2 separate regions of the Homo sapiens genome follow, and region 2 is linked to region 1. Evidence: chromatin loops called from intact Hi-C (ENCODE). Cell type or tissue: natural killer cell. All regions are shown on one strand.

Region 1 (4,000 bases):
GATCAGGACAAGAAGGGAACTTCATCATGCCCGTGTTATTGTTGGGGGATTGATCCAAAAAGAAAAGACCTAAGTTTCAGCTGGTCCCAAACCATGGAGAATTTTACCCACACAAAGCCCCCATTTGCCAATGCAAATCTGGTAATTGGACACTTAATTACCCTATTTGCACACATAAATGAGGGGTGTTCCTGCAAGAAATCAGAGTCCACTCTTACAACTTTGGCCGCAAGCAATGAAACCACATGCTTTTGTCAACAGTTAAGTTGATTAGAATTGTGTTTATTTCTGCTCGTGTTAGGCCACATGTATTTTCATTGGAGCCTGATGTCTATTGAGTTAAAAGCTTAGTTTAAAAAACCTATGTTATGCAGAAAACCTAGATAGTAATTGCCAACTATGTGCCAAGAATCCTTTCATCATGTAGAGAATACAAGGTCTGAATAAAAAGAAATATTCTTTGCAACCTCATATGCTTGGGCAGACTCAGCAGTCTTATCGTCATAATAAAGACAGAAGGGCCTTTTAAAAGAATACTTTCAGCAAAATTTCCAGCATGGATTACTCTTTTGGGTAAATGGCTCAAACATTGAATTTTCCCATTTCCCTAGGGCAGGTAAAGGAGTGAATTTTCTCTGAATATCTTCTAGCTAGACAGTGTCCTAACAATGTCCTTAGGGGGAAAAACGTTCTTTCATTTGGAAGCATGTATTGTGAGTAGGCCCATCTGGGTTTCCTCCCTGTGAATAGAAACACCAAGATTTGGCCGTTTTCTGATCTTTGATTATATGCAGGCCTGAGTTCTAGTCCTGGCTCTAACTCAAACTGTGTACTATTGGGGACAGATTCAGTTCCTTACAAGTGCTGAAAAAAAAATGGTGAAGGGAAAGCTTGCCAGGGAGAATCAAGCAGTAAGTCTGGGAAATGGAGGCAGGCACGGGAGGCCTCTAAGGTAGCAATGGTGGAGGAAGATGAGCAGTAAGGAATGATCATTAGATTTGGTGATTTGAAGGTCAATAGTAACTTTTTTCTGTCTTGGTCACTAGGTGCTTAATAAATATATTTTGAGTGAATGACTTAATTATCAGCACAATTTGTTGAGCACCCCTTGCCCAGGAAGCACCATGCAAGGAGTCCAGAGTACTCAGAAAAAGAAAATGGGCTCCTGCCTACAAGAGAGTTGTGAGAGTACTCGCCAAAGAGTAAAAACTAGCCAAGGTGAAACAACTGAGCAAGACAGTCAAAGATGTAATGTGAAATGAGGGAGCAAGATGAGTTCTTACATAGTGATAGGATGCCTAGTGTGTATTGCATTCCATAGAGGGGCTCCCCTCCCTCCTGAAGTACAGGGGAACAAACTATGGAAAGACGGAAGCTGGCTTGTCTTTACCACTGCTGTGATCACCTAAGGTTCAGTAGATGCCAACCAGTGCAGAAAAGCTGTGCACCCGGGGAGGCCCCACCCCAACACGGTGAAAACCAGAGGACTCTGGAACCAGGCCTGGATTCTGGCGGCCCAGAGGTAGAGTACTTGATTTCATCACTTCTTTGTCTCTCTGCATTATGGGGCATCAGGACTCTCTTACTTGGGCTCCATCTTCTTTCATTATTTCTCATGTGGACATGTGGGATACACACACACACAGACACACACACACACACACTCTATATATAATAAATATAATAAATGCTATATTATTATTGTTTTATTTCCAAGGCAAATATTCAAAAGAAATTCTACTAATGTGTTATGTGTGAAAACGGTTATGTGTGAAAACTGTTAGTTTGAGAACAGAAACAGAAGTACGGGCCCTGTCTGTCACATCCATCACTATAATCAACTTCCTCACCATCCCATCCCTCAATAAGACATGTTTTAAAATCTTCATCATGATTTTTTTCCTTCTTTCCTCCTTCAATTCTCTTTCTTCCTTTCTTTCTCTCTCTTTCTTTCTTTTCTTTTGAGAAGCTGCAAGTGCTATTGTGATGGGCTTGACCGGAAATTACTGAAAAGTGACTCTTTTAGTTGAACATAGAAGTAACAGTGCTTAAAGATGTTTTATCAGTGGCTAAACACTCTGACCAAACTTTAGAGGTCAGGGGGTTAAGAAAAATATTTTTTCACTTTTACAAACCTGTGAACTTCAGCTGTGTCCTGTTGGTTTAGAAGCGGAAGAGAGGAGAAGAAATTACCTTTAGTAAGTGTTGACTAGATTTCAGGCTCATTAACCAAATTATCTCAGTTAACTCTCTCTGCCACCTTCAGGTAGGTATTAATATTTACTTTATAGATGAAGAAGAGTGTTGTTTAGAGAAGATTGGCAACTTGCATAGGATTACCTAGGGAAGGAAAAAAATCAGAAGGCGTGTTCTATGACCTTAAAACACATCCAAAATATTGGTGTTTTTTCAAGCTGTGGGTCAATAAGTCAATTTAATGTATCATGACTAGAGATTTTTAATTAAAAAACAGACTAAAATATATTTGAAAATATCCAAGTACCATTTCCTAAAGCTTTTGCTTTATCTAGTGTATGTGTGTGTGTGTGTGCGTGTGTGTGTGTGTGTGTGTGTGTGTGTGTGTGTACTACGTTATGATGAAAAATGTATTTCTCCCTGAGTTGTAGTCAAGTTTGAAAGCCACTGCAATTGCCCATACTGGTGCTATACAGTAAGAAAAAAAATGTCTAGTTAATTGTCATTAGGGTAATTACATAATTTATAATCCAAACAAGAACACTTCGGAAAATGAAGGAAATTTTATCATTAACTACAGGAGGTTAGCAGACTTAACAGGGATTGTTCTGGGAAAAGTTAAATGAGCATTCACCCCAATAAACATTGCTATGGTCTGAATGTTTGTGTTCCTCCAAAATTCATATGTTGAAGATTAATCCCCAATGTGTTAGTATTAAGAAGTAGGGTCTTTGGGGAGGTGATTAAGTCATGAGAGTGGAGCCCTCACAAATAATATTAGTGCCCTTGTAAAAGAGGGCTGGGGGAGTTTGTTTGCTCCTTCCACCATGTGAAGATATAGCAAGAAGGATGGAGCCCTCGCCAGCCAAACCCCACCACAGCCTTGATCTTGGACTTTCCAGCCCCCAGAACTGTGAGAAATAAATTCCTGTTGTTTATAAATTACCCAGTCTAAGGTATTTTAGTTATAGAAGCCCAAAAGGACGGAGACAATCACCCACATCCCATCCCCATATCTTACATTTTAGCAACAAAATGACTGGTAAAAATAGAGAATACATTTAGGAGAGAATGTGTGACATATTTTGTACTCAGGGAGGTAAAACAACTATTTCAGGTTACAGATACATGTTTTTTCCCCAGCACACTATTAAAGTTCTAAATCATTGTATAATGGTGCAAAGAATATATTCTTTCTCCTATTCAGAGACTGCAATGTTTGTCAGCACAATCTGGCATTATTAATGCTTTGTTAGTAATTAAACTATGAAAATATCGAATAAATACCCATAATGTAAAATGACAACTTTCTTGTAACAGGGGCATATAGGGTATCACAGTTTTGTGCTTGTAACTAATTCTATGCAATACCTATTGCATTTTTATGGATAACAGCAAAAGCATTGTAAGTTTAACTTCACCCGTTTATCTTCACTACATTTTACAACATGTGTGTGATATCAGTATAAAGGCTGACATTCTAAAGTAAATGGCTGGATAGCAATACATGGAGGATCAAAGATCATATGACTTATACTATGTGAAAATATGAATGTTCCATCTGCAGACAGTGCTTAGTGACTTTTGGAGAATGTGTGGTCTTTCATCATTCCCTGCTCCTCTTCTGCTCACCATTGATACCTGCAGGAAAAGAATAAAAAATGTCAAGTTATTGGGAGTACCCAGCTTTTTTGCTACCATATTCCATCCGGGTTTTTTTTCCTGTAATTTGTTCATTTAATAGATGTAATTATGATCTATATGCTAGTTACTGTGCTAAAACACTAGGAATAGAAAAATGAAT
Region 2 (4,000 bases), 180 kb before region 1:
GACTTGCTCATGTCTGGAAGTAAAGGTGGGTGGGGAGGTGGGGGAAGCCTGAATTAGAATCTCAAGTCAGAACTCTTTGAGTGTTATCCATATAGTTTCAATGACAGACATCCTTTAACATATGTGTGATATGCAGATAATTTAGTTGTCCAGATAAAAACTACTCTGAGATCTTCTCTAGGAGTTCACTGGGAGGAAACTGAAAATTTTCTTAAAAGCATGATCAAATGTCTAGTCCCACTTGACTTGAATAATATGCCCAAATGTAAGATAACAAACTTTGTCATTCCTGGCAACAACTAACCTCAAACACATCACACTGATTGGGCTGCTCTACAAGGTGGGCTTGAAGCCCAATATTTGCCCTCTCCTATAATGACCTAAACAAATCACCAGGTATCAAAAAAAAGGCTAAGCCCAGAGATAAAGGAGAAGTGCAGTGAGTAGACCCCTCCATGTAAAGGAAAAGAAAAATCATATTTTGACACTGCCAACAGGAGCCCCAGGTGAAATACTCTGCTCTCTGTATCCATAGGTTCTGCATCTGTGGATTCAATCAATGGCAAATGGAAAATATTTTTTTAAAAATGGATGGTTGTAGCTGTACTGAACTATGTACAGACTTTTTTTCTTGTCAATATTCTCTAAGCAATACACTATAACAACTATTTACATAGAATTTACATTGTATTAGGCATTATAAGTAATCTAGAGATGATTTAAAGTATGTGGGAGGATGTCCGTAGGTTATATGCAAACACTACATTATTTTATATCAGGAAATTGAGCATCCATGGATTTTGGTATCTGCGGGGGTCTTAGAACCAATCTCCATGAATAATGTACAATAACCATTTGAGAGAGGTTTTTTAAAAAATCCATTTTATAGATGAGTAACTGAGATTGAGAAGCTAGTCTATTTGTACAAGCTCATAGCTAGTAAATATGAATGCAGGTTATCTACCACCCAGACTATTGTTTTTCCCAATTTTTTCTACAGCTATGAATCCCTAGTTATAAGTTAACATAATACCCATTGCATAAAATAGATATAATAGAATGTGAAATAGGAAGTGTTGGATCAAATGGAAGGATACAGATGATTATCACAGACTATCAGACAGGAGGCTTAAAGTAGTCAATAATCAGATAGAGTCCGGGCGCAGTGGCTCACGCCTGTAATCCCAGCACTTTGGGAGGCAGAGCCTGGTGGATCACCTGAGGTCAGGAGTTGAGACCAGCCTGGCCAACATGGTGAAAACCTGCACTAAAATACAAAAATTCGCAGGGCGTGGTGATGGGCGCCTGTAATCCCAGATACTTGGGAGGCTGAGGCAGGAGAATTGCTTGAACCTGGGAGGTGGAGGTTGCAGTGAGCTGAGGTCATGCCACTGCACTCCAGGCTAGGTGACATGGCAAGACTCTGTCTCAAAAAAAAAAAAAAAATCAGAGACAGAGCTGGGATGCATGCCCTACCAAGGTCCCCTTTACTGGGCTATGGCATTCCTCTCCCAGCTGCTATGAGTATTGACTCTGACTGGCTCACAGCTGCTTTTTTATCTAGAGAATTGCCCTCAGCTGGGGACCAATGGGAACTAATGCAAACTGCCTCATCTAGGAGGCAACCCACAGACCACAGTTAACTCATATGGAGGTGTCAAAGGCAGACCGCTTGCCTCAAGGTGAGACACACTATGTGGTACAGTTCATATTCCACAGCTCCCCATGGCATCTGATTGAGGCCTGTCCCCAGCTGAGACCACATCTTTGCTTAGCTTCTTCCTTCTGCCCCATTTTGCTTCCCCCGTTCCCTTTCACCTGAGTGTGCTCCTTCAGTCAATCACTTAAATGAGAATTAGAGTTGCAGATTAAAGAAAAACAAATAAACACATGCAAGACACTCATTTAAATTTGAATTTCAGATACATAAAAAATAATATTTTAATATAAATGTGTCCTATGCAATATTAGGGACATACTCATACTAAATCCTTCAGTGTTTAATCAGAAATTCCAGTTTAATTGGGATATTATATCTTATCTGGCAACCCTAGTAGGAATTTATATCTCAGACTCTGCTTCTAGGGAATCCAACCCACAACAATGTCTCATTCAGATTAAATATATGAAAGGAACTACTTGTGGGAAATTGGATGGATTGTATAGAAGGATTTTTATTGGAAATAGCTATGGAGTTCCAACCACCTTTCCCCAAAGTGGAAGAGTGTGCTGTGCTATCTTCTGATCCTGAGCTAGAGAGAGGGGCTGTCACTGGATCACTCAAAGTGCTTCATATCTATCCTAGCAGCTGGGGCCACGGTGGAACAATTTACCTGGGAGTTCTAACACAGCTTGAGGCAAGAGGGTTTAGGGTACAGTGGGGAAAAATTGCATTCTCCCTGATGGCAGTTAAGGAGTGTGAATTTCAGAGACTAGATGAGGAATTCATGGGAGGAATGGGACCTGGAGTCATTTTTAAAGCGATTATTTCCTAGAGGATGACCTGTTAGGGAAGGGGACCCCAATAGTTTACAAACCTGACTGAGGGGGTTTCAGGAGTAGTCAGTCAAAGGAAAAGTACAGCCTAGGGCAAGGGTTAAAAATTTTTTCTGTAAAGGCTCAGAGAATAAATATTTTAATCTCTGTAGGCCACAGAGTCTCTGTTGCAATTATTCAGCTCAGTCATCGTCACACAAAAGCAAGCATAGACAGTATGTCAGAGGATGGGCATGGCTATGTTCCAATGAAACTTTATTTATAAAAACAGGCACTAGGTGGGATTTGGTCGGCCTGCAATAGTATGCCAAATCCTGACCCTGGACCAAGTAGAGTCAATTAGAGGGGATCAGCAGGGGAAACTACAAAGAAGCTGTGAATTTGCCTAGGAGCAAGTTTTCTTTAAATGTCTAACCATTTTATGTTCATATCAGTCAAGCAAAATTATTTCTGCTCACCTTTCATTTCTTTTCTCCCCAGACTCCAGCTTTGGAAGAGTCAGACACTGAGATTAGTAAAGCAAGGAAGAGTGAGCAAAGAAGACTAAGTTAAATTTGGAGTTTTGTTAAAGGGATTAGATAATTCTAACTATTTTAAATTATTTTTAAAATTATTAAATTATTAAAATTATTTTTAATTATTTTTAAAATTATTAAATTATTAAAATTACTTAATAATTTTTAATTATTTTAATTATTGAAATGAGGTTGTAATATAAGGTAACTGCAGAATTTTCTATTAATTGTGTGACCAGAAAAGGCACAATATTCAGTCAGTTTTTATCTAGTCACTGGGAAAGAATGTCCTCCCCAGAATAAATTTTAAAGGGACAGCAAGAGACAAAAATAAAAATGAGGCTGGTCACAGTGGCTCACACCTGTAATCCTAGCACTTTAGGAGGCTGAGGTGGGCAGATCACCTGAGGTCAGGAGTTCCGAGACCAGCCTGGCCAACATGGTGAAACCCTGTCTCTACTAAAAATACAAAAATTAGCCGGGCATGGTGGCAGGTGCCTGTACTCTCAGCTATTCGGGAGGCTGAGGCAGAAGAATCGCTCAAAACTGGGAGGTAGAGGTTGTAGTGAGCCAAGAGCGCACCACTACACTCCAGGCTGGGTGACAGTAGAGAAACCCTGTCTCAAATAAATAAATACATAAATAAAAATAAAATAAAGGTGCTTTCTTATTACATTTAATTTGTCCTGCTTGTCTGAGGTACTTCTTACATTTATATTTGTAGGTCCTTGCCCAGAATTGAACCTAAAAATATTCCCAATATTGAGAAGTTTCCAAAGCAGGCACACAAAGTGGTTCTTGAGGGAAAAGGTTGGTTTTGAATTCCAGTGAGGCCTGGAGAACACAAAGCTATGCGAATCGCAGGTGAGTCAAAGCATTCCTGTCCCCTTAAGTCTTCACCCTCCTCTCTGTTCCCATGAGGAGTTGGACAGGGGAGGACGCCAGGAGCAAGAACGAGTGTGAGGGGCACTTGGAGAGTGAGAAGAGGG

What was found. Peaks named below come from ENCODE experiments on the same cell type or tissue, not always from the same donor. Only the 100,000 strongest peaks of a DNase experiment are listed, where the experiment ranks them.
Region 2: it touches region 1 in a loop (4-fold over the local background); 2 of 110 quality-filtered maps call a loop at or near these places.

The regions. Positions count from the first base shown.
Region 1 is chr3:28,087,526-28,091,525 of GRCh38, forward strand. LOC105377008 (a long non-coding RNA gene) reads right to left here. Exons shown (of 3, transcript XR_940674.3): 3 at 1,692-3,837. Among named protein-coding and RNA genes, the nearest start is that of LINC01967, 61 kb to the left of the region's middle. In natural killer cell, no CTCF peak of the experiment used is centred here; a DNase peak (open chromatin) is centred at 2,246; H3K27ac peaks cover 1,316 bases.
Region 2 is chr3:27,904,213-27,908,212 of GRCh38, forward strand. No RefSeq gene overlaps it. Among named protein-coding and RNA genes, the nearest start is that of LINC01981, 72 kb to the left of the region's middle. In natural killer cell, no CTCF peak of the experiment used is centred here; a DNase peak (open chromatin) is centred at 1,649.